2 separate regions of the Homo sapiens genome follow, and region 2 is linked to region 1. A link is a contact called in ENCODE Hi-C data. All regions are on one chromosome and are shown on one strand. The core of a region is the stretch at or near the end of the contact, and the rest is flanking DNA. Distances in the headings are between cores, read along the strand shown.

Region 1 (7,266 bases), core at 2,580-5,079:
TCAAACCAAAATCTGGAAAGGGCTCAATTCATTGACAGGACAAATCAATTCATTTGACATACTCTGGGTATGAGTTTGATTCTCTTACCTGCAGTGCCTGAGCTAGCCCTACTATCCAAGAGTTCACATACTGTCTGATCCGTCAGCATTAGATCTTCCATAGCATCACAACAGACCATGGGACCCACTTTAAAACAAGGATGTGTCCGTGGACATATGACCATGGGATCCACTGGCCCTATCATATACCACAACACCCAGAAGCTGCCAGCCTGATGGATCCATGGAATAGTCTTTTCAAGACATAGCTAAGGTATCAACTTAGAGATGACACCCTGCTAGGATTGGGCACTGTCCTTCAGGATGTGGTGTACATATTAAGCCAATGACTGTTATATGATACTATGTCTCCAAAAGGTAAAACGCATGTGTGCAAGAGCTAAAGGTTAGAAGTAGGGATATTCATGCTTACCATTACTTCCAGTGACCCACTTAGGAAATCTGTGCTTCCTGTCCCGCTAACTCTAGGCTCTGAGCTTCTAGGGGCCATGGTTTCCAGAGACAGAACACTTTCACCACAGCACCCATTAAACTTTAAGCTACACCACTGCCAAGAGACCAGCATGCCAAAAAAAAAAAAAAAATGATTTGCTCCCCCAGCAGAGTGAATCTTTCCATATCTGATGATAAGGAGGAGGCAGGGCTGCAGGGACAACTCAGATAGAATCCAAGGGCTCCCCTGGGGCATTTTTTAGTGCAATTTTGATGGTAAATGGGCAAGTGCAGCAGCCACAACCCGAAAAGACCACGACGGCCAGGGGCTCAGACTCCTCAAGCTATGTCTTCCCTGAGGTCAGCAGAGGTGCTAACTGAGGCTAGGAGCAATCCAGAAAAGGGAACAAGCATTGCCTATCAGATGCGCCCTGGGGCAACTGTGCTAATGGGGCTGTAATTTGTCCCATTAGGAAACTTTCCTTTTATAAGCTTCTCCAAAAAAAGAGATAACCAGAATCCCGAAAAGGCTGTTTAAGGACAGGATGAAATTATCACATGAAGCGAATGGCTCCAAGCAGTGCAAGTGTTAAACTGCATGGATGCTGTGGCTGCACCCAGGTCATCACTCCAGGGCTGCTCCCTCCCCCAACTGCTGGGATTCTTGTACTCAGAGGACTCACAGTTGAGCTCTTTCAAAGACATTGCCTTCAGCAGAAGCAGCTGCCTCACCCAACTTCGCAGCCCCCTCACCCAACTTCGCAGCCCCTCAATTCATAATACCTGTATTTTTCATGGCCCCTTTGCTCAATTCAGGATAACTCAGGATAACTTGGGAAGGTGATCCCAGGCTAAGAACTCCCCATGGCTCTGGCTGAGGCTCCTGATATGTCTCATCGCAGTTCACCTCTCTCTGCCAGATGCTGCCCCTCTCTCCCTTACAGATGATGCTCCTGTGCTTCCTCAGAGAGCCACCTGCCCAAATCTCCATCTTTTTTTCCCAGAAAACCCGATGGATAGCAATGCACATTTACAGACACGAAGGTAACCACCAGGAAAAAAAAAAAAAAGTTGAAAAACTTAAAAGTTGTTTTCTCTAGGGAGAAGTGTAGGGGTGAAGCAAGGTAGAACAGGGGCTATTGTTATACAGCCCTTCTATATGCATTGTTTTTAACATGCACGTATTACTTCCATCATTAAAACTTTTTTCATTTTGGCCAGGCATGGTGGCTCATGTCTGTAATCCCAGCACTTCAGGAGGCCAAGGTGGGCAGATCGCTTGAGCTCAGGAGTTCGAGACCAGCCTGGGCAACATGGTGAAACTCTATCTCTACCAAAAATACAAAAATTAGTTGGGCGTGGTGGCAGGCACATGCAATTCCAGCTACCTGGGAGGATGAGACAGGAGGATCCCTTGAGCCCAGGAGGGGGAGGTTGCAGTGAGCCAAGATCGCACGATTGCATTCCAGCCTGAGCAACAAAGTGAGACTTCATCTAAAAAAAACCCCAACTTTTTCCATTTGAATATTATAAGAATTTGATACTGTCACTCACCTTTTTAAAACTATTTGAATACTTCCTACAGCCCTAAGAAAATCCTTAAGAATCCCTAACATAGCTTGCAAATCCCTTCCCATCTGGCCCCTGCTGAGTTTCCTATCTCTTTTATTTTTTTCATTTTTATTTTTTGACAGGGTCTTGCTCTATTGCCCAGGCTGGAGCATAGTAGCACAATCATAGCTGACTGCAGCCTCAACCTCCTGAGCTCAAGTGATCCTCCCACCTCAGCCTCCCGAGTAGCTGGGACTACAGGTGAGCACCATCACATCCGGCTAATTTTTTGTATTTTTTTGTAGAGATAGGGTTTCACCATGTTGCTCAGGCTGGTCTTGAGCTCCTGGCCTCAAGCAATCTGCCTGCTTTGGCCTCCCAAAGTACCATATCTGGCGAATTTCTTATATTATTTCTTACACTCCTCGTTCTCCCTGTTACCTGCCGTGCTGGATTTTCCATTTCTCTTCCTCATCTCTGGACTTCAAACATGCTGCTGCCTCTATCTGGAATGCTTTCCACTCCACCTGGTTCATTGCTGTTCCTCCATCAAATTTCAGCTTAGATGTCACCTGCTCAGGGGGACCTTCTCTTCCCCATCCCACCCCAGACTATCTTAGATCCCTTCTATCACTCCCACAGCACCTGAACGTCTTTTTTCTTAGCATCAATCTCCTGAAGTTATCTGGGGGGTTTTTTAGAGATGGGATCTCACTATGTTGCCTAGGCTGGAGCGCAGTGGCTATTCACAGGCACAATCACACTCACTGCAGTCTCGAACCCCTGGGCTCAGTCAGTCCTCCTGCCTCAGCCTCCTGAGTAGCTGGGAATACAGGTGTACACCATCATGCGGGGCATGGTTATTGGTTATGAGGTTATCTGTTTAATCTCCACATTTCCTTTTTTATCCAAGAGGACTATTTATCTTGTTTCTCCTGTATTACTAGCACCCAGCATATAACTACAGTACAGTAGACAGAAAATATGTATTAAATAAGTGAATTTCATCAAAATGTTTTCTAGAGTCCCAGCTCTGTAATCTGCAACTTAGATAACCTGCCTGAGCCTTAGTTTGCTCAAGTATAAAATGGAAATAAAAATAAAAATAATACTTACCTTAGAGGGTCGTTTTGAGGATTAAATAAGATATATCAGAAAAGCTCTTAGAACGGTGCTTGGATATAGTAAGCATTTGATTAATGCATGCTTAAACATAAAGAAAGGTTACATCAATTCACACTCATACCAGCAGACTTTGACACTATCACTCTTTACCCTGTTCAACATTGAGTCTTGTGTTTTTAAATATTTTTGTAAAGAATATAGGTAAAAAGTGGCATTTTTTCTTTGGATTTAATTCTTATGGATTTAAGTCAACATGTATTTTCAAGCCAACAAGTTTTGTTAATAAGATGGCTGCACCCTGCTGCTCCATGCCAGATCCACCACACAGAAAGCAAATGTTCAGTGCATCTCCCTCTTCCTGTCAGAGCTTATAGAGGAAGGAAGACCCCGCAATGTGGAGGCATATTGTATTACAATTACTTTTAATGGCAAAAACTGCAGTTACTTTTGTGCCAACCTACTACATGGTCTGGACAGCTAAATGTCATGTATTTTTCATGGCCCCTCCAGGTATTGTCAGAGTCCTCTTGTTTGGCCTTCTAGGAAGGCTGTGGGACCCAGCTTTCTTCAACCAGTCCAGGTGGAGGCCTCTGCCTTGAACGTTTCCAAGTGAGGTAAAACCCGCAGGCCCAGAGGCCTCTCTACTTCCTGTGTGGGGTTCAGAAACCCTCCTCCCCTCCCAGCCTCAGGTGCCTGCTTCAGAAAATGGTGAGTCTCTCTCTTATAAAGCCCTCCTTTTTCATCCTAGCATTGGGAACAATGGCCCCAGGGTCCTTATCTCTAGCAGATGTTTTGAAAAAGTCATCTGTTTTGCTTTTTTTCCAGAAGTAGTAAGTCTGCTGGCCTCCGCCATCTTAGTAAAGTAACAGTCCCATGAAACAAAGATGCAGTCGGGCACTCACTGGAGAGTTCTGGGCCTCTGCCTCTTATCAGGTGAGTAGGATGGAGTGGAAAGGGTGGTGTGTCTCCAGACCGCTGGAAGGCTTACAGCCTTACCTGGCACTGCCTAGTGGCACCAAGGAGCCTCATTTACCAGATGTAAGGAACTGTTTGTGCTATGTTAGGGTGAGGGATTAGAGCTGGGGACTAAAGAAAAAGATAGGCCACGGGTGCCTGGGAGAGCGTTCGGGGAGCAGGCAAAGAAGAGCAGTTGGGGTGATCATAGCTATTGTGAGCAGAGAGGTCTCGCTACCTCTAAGTACGAGCTCATTCCAACTTACCCAGCCCTCCAGAACTAACCCAAAAGAGACTGGAAGAGCGAAGCTCCACTCCTTGTTTTGAAGAGACCAGATACTTGCGTCCAAACTCTGCACAGGGCATATATAGCAATTCACTATCTTTGAGACCATAAAACGCCTCGTAATTTTTAGTCCTTTTCAAGTGACCAACAACTTTCAGTTTATTTCATTTTTTTGAAGCAAGATGGATTATGAATTGATAAATAACCAAGAGCATTTCTGTATCTCATATGAGATAAATAATACCAAAAAAAGTTGCCATTTATTGTCAGATACTGTGTAAAGAAAAAATTATTTAGACGTGTTAACTGGTTTAATCCTACTTCTGCCTAGGAAGGAAGGTGTTATATCCTCTTTTTAAAATTCTTTTTAATTTTGACTATATAAACTGATAAGTCCTCTCTACTTCACAGATTAAGAAATTGATACTCAAAAAAGTTAAATAACTTGTTTTAAACCACATAGTAAGTGCCGAAGCCAATCTGTGAGACCAGGACTGTTTGTACTCTAAATGGCTGCACCACATGAGGCAAAATGGCTCGTGATGGTTTTATTTCAAAGACCTAGAAAACACTATCACAGCTGGTGCTCCCGTCTCAGACCCACAGCAACGATGTCTCCACTTCCTGCTTCATCTTGGGTTTCTCACGTCTTGAATGTGCACACAAATCACCTGGGGATCTTGTTAAAAATGCAGCTTCTGTTTCAAAAGACCCAGACTGGAAATGGAGATTCCGCATGTCTAGTACGCTCTCAAGTTTATTAATCTGCTGCTGGTCCTAGGAACATATTGAGTAGCGAGGGGCAGGATGTGACTCCTGTAAGGAGTGGCCAGGCATTTTCTTAGAGACCTGTGTTATAAAGTATGCTTTTCCTTAAAAAAAAGAAGAAGGAGGAGGAGGAGAAGGGCCAGGTGCAGTGGCTTACGCCTGTAAGCCCAGCATTTTGGGGGACCAAAGTGGGAAGATCACTTGAGCTCAGGAGTTCAAGACCAGCCTGGGCAAAGTAGTGAAACCCCATTTCTACAAAAAATTAAAAATTAGCCAGGCAAGGTGGCACACACCTATAGTTCCAGCTACTTGGGAGGCTGAGGTGGAAGGATCACTTGAGCCCAGGAGGTCGAGGCTGCAGTAAGCCATGATCAAGCCACTGCACTCCAGCCTGGAGTGTCTCAAAATAGATAAATAAATAAATAAATAAATAAATAAATAAATAAATAAAAGAGACAGTATCAAAGACCCAATCACCTCTAGACATCTGGCATCATAGGAATGTGCCCAGTCTGCTCTGGGGATAGGAAAGTGGGGATCCTGTCTCCCCCTGTGTAGAGGTTTCAGTAAAAGAAAGGCCTAGGTGTGCAGAAAGCTTTCAGGCAATGCCAGGGAAACTGATCATTGTAATGAATCCAGGGTATTGCTGAGTGAGGGCATCCTGGAGGGCCCGGTGGAAATGTGGTCAGGCTCTTCAATGCACAGGCCCTAGTTGATGAGTAATCAGGGTTTCAAATATTTCCATCTCTGTCTCAAGCAGAAAACAAATGGAAAAACTGAACCACCAGAAAAGCAGAGCCAGAGATGGAACAAGAATCCCAGTGTTTGTACCCAACCAAGAGCGTGTTTTTCTTCCACAGACACCAATGTTCAAAATGGAGGCTTGGGGGCAAAATTCTTTTGCTATGTCTCTAGTCGTCCAAAAAATGGTCCTAACTTTTTCTGACTCCTGCTTGTCAAAAATTGTGGGCTCATAGTTAATGCTAGATGCTTCCTTCCTCTATTTCCCCCCAAATTTCCTGGGAACCCCTGGTCAATACCAGCAGTAAGTTCCACTGTTCTAGGGTGTAGAAATGGCTGTGACCCAGCAGCAAGAGGGAAGGACATCAGATGTCATCAGTGGTCATACTGCAACACAGCCCTTTTTCTGTTTAGGAATGCAGGTACCCACAACATTTACTAACACTTTTTTTTTCTTATTTATTTTCTAGTTGGCGTTTGGGGGCAAGATGGTGAGATATGCTTTCTTTCTTTCTTTTTTATGAAATCACCCCATCATTCTTTGTAGTTATGAATGGAGCTTTCTCTTAGGCCTCCCACAGAACTTCCACAGAGGTCAGGAAAAGGAGTTTCTGCCATCTACCCCTTTGACTTTCCTCACAAGTCTGGAGATATTTCTAGCCCAGAAGAGGGAAGCAACAGAGGCAGGAAATAATGAGTCTTAACCATACAAAAGAAAAATTGAGACTTAAATGAAGTTGAAAGCACTAACAGTTTTCATTTGTTTGCATTTCATATTTGATGTGAGATTCTGCAGAGGAGACGTAGCCAGAATGCATGCACAGGGTTACTCTGGATAAGCTGCTGGGGCAACATTTGGATGTGTGTTCAGAATCACATGTCTGAATACTCTGAATATATGTGTGTACATGTGTATTTATGCAAGTGCACATGCATATGAGTGTGCCCGGCCTGAACTTACTCTCTCAACCACAGCGGTAGAGTCAGGAGTGTTCCAACATTGGAAGCCCCTCTATTCAATCAGCTCTTCCAAACTGAGTGAACCAATGTTGTATTTAATGGCAACCATGGCTGGACACCATGGCTCACACCTGTAATCCCAGCACTTTGGGAGGCCGAGGTGGGCAGATCACTTGAGGCCAGGAGTTCGAGACCAGCCTGGCCAACATGGCGAAACCCCGTCTCTACTAAAAATACCAAAATCAGCCAGACATGGTGGTGTACGCCTGTAGTCCTAGCTACTCGAGAAGCTGAGGCAGGAGAATCGCTTGAACCTGGGAGGCAGAGGTTGTAGTGAGCCGAGATCACACCACTGCACTCTAGCCTGGGTGACACATCGAGACTGTCTC
Region 2 (7,266 bases), core at 4,767-7,266, 710 kb after region 1:
TCGGGCTTTTGCAGTTGCCATTGTCTAAAACCTGCTTTCCTTCCCTCATCACCTAGTTTACCTTCAACTGTTAGCTCAAATGTCACTTTTTCATAAAAGGCTTATCTGAACAGGTTATCTCTATTTCAAGTGGATGTAGCACCATGTAAAGTTGCAAATGTAATTTACGTAACTTGTGCTTAATGCTCTTCCCCAATTATATGTATGCTGTGAGGGCAAGGTTTTGCTCCCCTGGCATGTAATAGCCACTCTACTTACAGACATCTCCACTGTTATGACTGTGAGCTTCCTGAGGACAGGGTTGTCTTAGAGTGACTTACTGTGCTTTCAAAGTTTAACATCAGCTGGGGTGCAGAATTAGCATTGTGGCAGCAGTCACACCCACCTCTTTTAAAGTGTGCTTTGTCTATCGTTTCTAGGATTTTTTTTTTTAATCATGCCTAGACTTTAACTAGCACTTTTTTTCCCATTTCCAACTACAGGATATACCAGGAGTTGGTAACATCCACTCAGGTAAGGTCCAGGGCAGTGTTTTTAAAACCCTGGGAGATTTTTTTTTTTTTTTGAGATGGAGTCTTGTTCTGTCGCCAGGCTGGAGTGCAGTGGCGCAATCTCAGCTCGCTGCAACCTCTGCCTCTCAGGTTCAAGTGATTCTTCTGCCTCAGCCTCCCAAGTAGCTGGGGTTACAGGTGTGCACCACCACACCCAGCTAATTTTTTTTTTTTTTTTTTTGAGACGGAGTCTCGCTCTGTCGCCCAGGCTGGAGTGCAGTGGCGGGATCTCGGCTCACTGCAAGCTCCGCCTCCCGGGTTCACGCCATTCTCCTGCCTCAGCCTCCCAAGTAGCTGGGACTACAGGCGCCCGCCACTACGCCCAGCTAATTTTTTGTATTTTCAGTAGAGACGGGGTTTCACCGTTTTAGCCGGGATGGTCTCGATCTCCTGACCTCGTGATCCACCCGCCTCGGCCTCCCAAAGTGCTGGGATTACAGGCATGAGCCACCGTGCCCGGACTTTTTTTTTTTTTTTAAATAAAGTTGGCCAAGATAAAGCGTATGTATCGGTAAAAGCCTTATATCCAGAATATATGAAGAACTGTCAACTTGATAAGGAAACAACCCAATAAAAGCATATGAATAATGTTCAACATTAGTCATTAGAGAAATGCAAATTAAAACCACAGTGAAATACCACTACATATGTATTGGAATGGCAGAAATTAAAGACTGATCATGCCAAGTGTTTGGCAGTGTAGAAAAACCAAACCTTCATACACTGCTCTTAGAATGTAAACTGGTACAGTCACTTTGGAAAACAGTTTGGGATACACCTACCACATTATCCAACCGTTCCACCCCTAACTAGAGAAAAGAAAGCCTGTCTACATAGACTTGTACACAAATCTTCAGAACAGCTTCACTTGTAGCAGCTCCAAATTGGAAACAATTCAGATGTCTATCAACAGGCAAATGGATTAACAATGGAATAGTATTCCAGGATGAAGACAGAATTATTGATACGTACGACACAGATGAATCTCAGAAGTCCAGACCTGGCCGGCGTGGTGGCTCATGCCTGTAATCCCGACACTTTGGGAGGCCAAGGCAGGCGGATCACGAGGTCAGGAGTTCAAGACCAGTTTGGCCAACATGGTGAAACCCCATCTCTACTAAAAATTCAAAAATTAGCTGGGCATCGCAGCGCACGCCTGTAATCCCAGCTACTTGGGAGGCTGAGGCAGAATTGTTTGAACCGAGACCTGGGAGGCGGAGGTTGCAGTGAGCTGAGATTGTGTCCAGCCTGGGCTAGAGCGAGACTCCTCTCAAAAAAACAAAAGGCCAGACCCCACCTCAATGTCCACACACAGAAAATCCTAAAAAATACAAACCAATAAAGCAACTGAAAGATCACCGATTGCCTGGACATGAAAATATTTTAATGGGGGCAGTGATACTTACAGGGGGATGTTTGGGGTCTAGATTGTAATGGCTTCGCTCAAAAGTCACCAAATTTAAGTGTGTATCGTTTATGTCAGTTGTGCCTCAAAGCCATTTTAAAATGACTGTCACATATGGGGTATGTCGCTTTAAATTAGCCTAGGGCCTTCTAAAGCTCCAGAATTCCTGGGCTTTGCTTTTAGACATTTCTAGCTCTTAATGAGGAGAGGTAAGCTAACAGCTAGGACATGTTTCACAATAGCCTGAAGACTTAAAAAAAAAAAAAAAAGCCTTAATTTTTTTTTCAGGTGCCACACCTCCCTGGATGATCCAAGATGAAGAATACATTGCTGGGAACCAAGAAATAGGACCATCCTATGAAGAATTTCTTAAAGAAAGTAAGTAAACTAATTCAAGAGAGGATCGTCTAAATCTTCACACTCAAAAATGGTTTCCTTGCCTGTGTGTGGTGGCTCATGGCTATAATCCTAGCATTTTGGGAGGCTGAGGTGGGAGGGTCACTTGAGCCCAGAAGTTTGAAAACAGCCTGGACAACATAGTGAGACCCCATCTCTATATTCTTCAATAAAGAAAAATAAAAGTTTCCCTATCATTGTACAGAGGAAAAACAGAAGTTGAAAAAACTCCCCCCAGACCGAGTTGGGGCCAACTTTGATCACAGCTCCAGGACCAGTGCAGGCTGGCTGCCCTCTTTTGGCCGCGTCTGGAATAATGGACGCCGCTGGCAGTCCAGGTATGTGTGTTCAGTGCCGGGTCTCCAACCTACCCATCCAACCTCCTTTTTGGAGATGTCACCCTTCATCATCGTGTTAACCCTTTATTTCCTTTCAGACATCAATTCAAAACTGAAGCTGCAGCAATGAAGAAGCAGTCACATACAGAAAAAAGCTAATCATGCTCTCTACCAACTACCATGAGGCTAAAAGCAAAGTCAACAAACCCCTATTATACCTTCCACCAAATTCTTTATCATTGTCTTTCTTAGGAAACAGACATACTCATTCATTTGATTTAATAAAGTTTTATTTTTCCAAATGTACAGCTGGTTGGACCTGTAAAAAAAAATTAAAAGAATCAGAACCATAAAGCTTTGTATCTACCTCCTACACCATGAGCCCACACATTCCTACTCACCTATTCATGCATCTTCACCAGCAGCTGGAGCATCTCCACCCTTGGTATTTCTGGTGTAAATTACTTGAGCTCTGTGCTTTGAAACCAGTTTGATAAGTCCTAGGGGGAGAGAATAGCACGATGAGATGCTTAACAGATGCTACAATAGAAACTAGTAAGGTTTTTGGCTGGGCGCGGTGGCTCATGCTTATAATCCCACTGCTTTGGGAGGTGGAGACGGGCAGATAGCTTGAGGTAAGGAGTTGCACACCAGCCTGGCCAACAAGGTGAAACCCCATCTCTACCAAAAATACAAAAATTAGCTGGGCATGGTGGCACATGCTTGTAATTCCAGCTACTTGGGAAGCTGAGGTGAGGACCACCTGAACCCAGGAATTGGTGGTTGCATTGAGCCAAGACTGCCCCTCCGCACTCCAACCTGGGCAACAGAATGAGACTCTAGTAAGGTTTGTTTTGGCCGGGTGCAGAGGCTCATGCCTGTAATCCCAGCACTTTGGACAGGTGGATCTCTTGAGCCCAGGAGACCAGCCTGGGCAACATGGCAAAACCGCATCTCTATTTAAAGAAAAGGAAAACAAAAAGACAGAGTTCTCTCAGAGGTGCCCAGAATGGTCTTAAAACTCCTTGGCTCAAATGATCCTCCTGCTTTGGCCTCCCAAGTAGCTAGAAATACAAGGGTACCACTGCACCTGGCTCCAGAATTGCTTAATCTGACGTTCGGTAACCGAGAATCCTAGTTTTTAACGATCATCTATCCTTACTTTTCCTTTAAATTAGGGCTCCATTATCTTCCACCCCCCCCCCCTTTCTGAGACAGTCTTTTGCTGTCACTAAGGCTGGAGTGCAGTGGTGTCATCTCGGCTCACTGCCACCTCCATCTCCTGGGTTCAAGGGATCCTCATGCCTCAGCATCCTGAGTAGCTGGGATTACAGACGTGTGCCCCCACGTCCAGCTAACTTTCAGTAGAGCAGGTTTTCACCATATTGGCCAGGCTGGTCTTTAACTCCTGACCTCCGTTGATTCACCCGCCTTGGCCTCCCAAAGTGCTAGAATTATAGACGTTCAGTCACTATAGTTAGCTGAGCCTTATTATTGTGGAATTATGGTAATCAGACCATACTACTGAGTAGACCGTACTAAATTTCTGGTTTTAAAATTTAATACATCAACAAAATATTTACCATAAAGGTTTTAAACATTTTCAAAGTTGTTTCAAAATAGTAATCTAATTATTTCAAAAACGGTTGTCCCTGTAATTCTATGCATCCATTTACTCGAAACATAAAAGATCCTTGGGCTTCACTAAACTGCCACAGGGTCCACGGCACAAAAGTGGCTAAGAACCCTGAGAATTCATCTCAGGATCAGGAGTAAGACGTCAGAATTACATTACTAACAGCCAATGGTCAAGCCACGCTTTTTTTTTTTAATTCTGCTTTTCCAGCAAAACCACTGAAGATGCTTAACATGGTCAAGACAATTTAACCTACAAAAACACACATGTAGGATACACCCCTCACCTTTACTAAGGAGCTCCTGAAGGGCTGCCCTGGCCAGGGAGCCTCGAATCTTCAGTCTCTCAGAGACCACAGCTGGGGTTATAAGTTTATAGTTGGGAACTTCCTTACAGAGTTTATCATAGGTAGCTTTGTCAAACAAGACTAAGTTATTGAGCTTGTCCCGAACTTTGCCTTTGGACCACTTCTGCTCACCAAAACAAAACAGAAACAAGTTAGTATTTCTGGCAGAAGCACCCTTTCCCTCTCGAGTAATCTGCGTCAGAGAAATCTGTTCCACCGTTATCAAGGATAAATTACACATTACTAAAACAAAAACAAAAAAAAAACACCGACACGTTTTTGGCCTTCAAACAGGGGCCGAGCCCCACTAGATCAGTTAAAAATAACACAGCAGGCACAGCGGCAGACACTTCGCACAACAGACCCATTTTCATGATCCTAATGGGAAAAAGAACGAGTGGTGACGGGAAGATAAACTCTCACATTTTGACTCTAGAAATCTACACCTGAAAAACCACTTACTATACAAGTTACCTATTACTAGAGGATTACGAGAGAGTTACCCCTAGTCTCTTTCAGAGAGGTCTTATTTCTACCTTCTTTTTGGCCTTGCCCCCGGATTTGTTCACTGGGTCTTTGTCTTTCTTGGCCGACTTTCCAGCGTCCTTCTTCTTCTTGTCGTCCTTAGGCGGCTGTAGGAGGGCAGCGGGAATGCAACCAGGTCCTCAAATAGCGCCAAAGTCCCCTAATACTGCGCCCTCAGCCCCCGCAAACTCCACCACCAGAGCACATGGGCCAAGCAATAACCGCGCCCGCCCTGCAACCGAGGCCGGCAGGCCAAGGAGCGCTCCCGCCGAAGGCTCTCCCCACTGAGTCCTCAAACCCAAGAACGCCGGCGACTTCACACCCCTGAAGCTTACCATTGCGAAGCTCGGAGAATAGCAGCAGACACCGCAGCCTCGTCAAGATGTCGGACAAAAAGGAAGCGCTGCTCAGAAACGGGCCCAAAAACCACCGTCCGCTGTGAGTACTTCCGGGGCAAAAGGCGGAGCCAGGCAGAAGAAGTCCCACGGCGAAGCGCTCGCCCTCTAGCCTGAGGCGGAAGACAGGAAGTGGATTCTAGTTCCCAAGCCGCACCGCCTAAATACTGCCGGAGTCTGCGCTAGTTGTGACGCATACTATAGCGCTGTTTTCCTGCACTGATAAACGAAAAGCAATCCACCAGGTCTCGGCAGCTAACTTTCCGGCACTACTTATGCCCGAGCGTGTCGCTCCCAGTGCGCAAGTGCAGCAGGTGGCTGCACGGGGGGCGCGGGAGGAGGAGGAGGAGGAGGAGGAGGCTGGGGTGGGGCCGGCGGCAAGTGCTGTGATGCGGTTCCGGGGAGGGGCCGTCGGGTAGAGGCTGAATACCAGTTTCCGAGCGGCAAGGCAGCGATGGCGATTTTTAGTGTGTATGTGGTGAACAAAGCTGGCGGCTTGATTTACCAGTTGGACAGCTACGCGCCACGGGCTGAGGCTGAGAAAACTTTCAGTTATCCGCTGGATCTGCTGCTCAAGCTACACGATGAGCGTGTGTTGGTTGCTTTCGGCCAGCGGGACGGCATCCGAGGTGGGCTAGGCTCGGGCCCGTGGCGGGTGCGGGGGTGGGAGGGCCCCAGTGCTGTAGAAGTGGGCTGGTTGTAGGTGCGGGGTTGGGGGAAAAGGGGTTGTGTCGGGTCCCTTGTCCCCTCGGCGGAATCCCCGGGCTGCACCTTCGCTGACCGTTAGCTTCACCTCTGCAGTGGGTCATGCAGTGCTGGCCATCAATGGCATGGACGTGAATGGCAGGTACACGGCCGACGGGAAAGAGGTGCTGGAGTATCTGGGTAACCCTGCTAATTACCCGGTGTCCATTCGATTTGGCCGGCCCCGCCTCACTTCTAATGAGAAGCTTATGCTGGCCTCCATGTTCCACTCGTAAGTCCCCCGTCTCCTGAACGGCAGCGCTTGTAATTTGTCTACCTTTTCTTAAATCGTCGTTCTGGTGTTATGAAAAACGCAACCGATCCAGATCTAGATTTTAGGTAATAACGGCAGTGGTGTCATCTTTTTTTGCTGGGTGGGGAGGGGCCGCGGAGTTACCCAGGCTGGAGCGCAGTGGCGGGATCTCGGCTCACTGCAGCCTCTGCCTCCCAGGTTCAAGCGATTCTCCTGCCTCAGCCTCCCGAGTAGCTGGGATTACAGGCGCGTGCCACCACGACCAGCTAATTTTTGTATTTTTAGTAGAGAGGGGTTTTGCCATGTTGGCCAGGCTGGTCTCAAACTCCTGACCTCAGGTGATCCACCTGCCTCGGCTTCCCAAAGTGCTGGGATTACAGGAGTGAGCCACCGCGCCCGGCCGAGGTGTCATCTTACTTAAAGTCAACTTCTCTTCTCTGAGCCTTAGTTTCTTCATATTTAAAGAAAGCCAGTTTAACTAAATGACCTTTAAACTTTTTCTGCTCTCAATTGTGATATCAGATGTGCCGGCCTTTGCTTAAACACAAGCTTAGTAAGCGTGGCACATATTCCTAGAGTATTCATTTTACCCAAAGTTTTAGATGTAAAATGTCTTGTAACAAAGTATGAATGTAAAATATTCACAGAATTCAAATGAACTTAGAAATTTTGACACT

What was found. Hi-C counts contacts between places; a loop is a spot of excess contacts on that map. Pooled maps may share reads with other maps.
Region 2: a pooled map shows a loop between it and region 1 (4-fold over the local background). The contact joins the promoter of TRAPPC4 here to the promoter of CD3E in region 1. A Hi-C loop is called at or near these places in 4 of 50 pooled maps.

What each region holds. Positions count from the first base shown.
Region 1 is chr11:118,300,901-118,308,166 of GRCh38, forward strand. It overlaps CD3E (CD3 epsilon subunit of T-cell receptor complex), which reads left to right and starts at 3,830. Exons shown (of 9, transcript NM_000733.4): 1 at 3,830-3,876; 2 at 3,994-4,101; 3 at 6,388-6,408. The coding sequence starts at 4,053.
Region 2 is chr11:119,012,750-119,020,015 of GRCh38, forward strand. TRAPPC4 (trafficking protein particle complex subunit 4) reads left to right here and starts at 6,017. Exons shown (of 5, transcript NM_016146.6): 1 at 6,017-6,221; 2 at 6,394-6,568. The coding sequence starts at 6,047. RPS25 (ribosomal protein S25) reads right to left here and starts at 5,594. Exons shown (of 5, transcript NM_001028.3): 1 at 5,533-5,594; 2 at 5,209-5,304; 3 at 4,613-4,796; 4 at 3,092-3,190; 5 at 2,968-3,009. The coding sequence starts at 5,535. The coding sequence ends at 3,096. It overlaps CENATAC (centrosomal AT-AC splicing factor), which reads left to right. Exons shown (of 11, transcript NM_198489.3): 8 at 483-513; 9 at 2,245-2,334; 10 at 2,558-2,690; 11 at 2,789-3,044. The coding sequence ends at 2,849. RefSeq lists enhancers at 5,316-5,385, 5,406-5,635, 5,890-6,588 and a silencer at 5,876-5,995.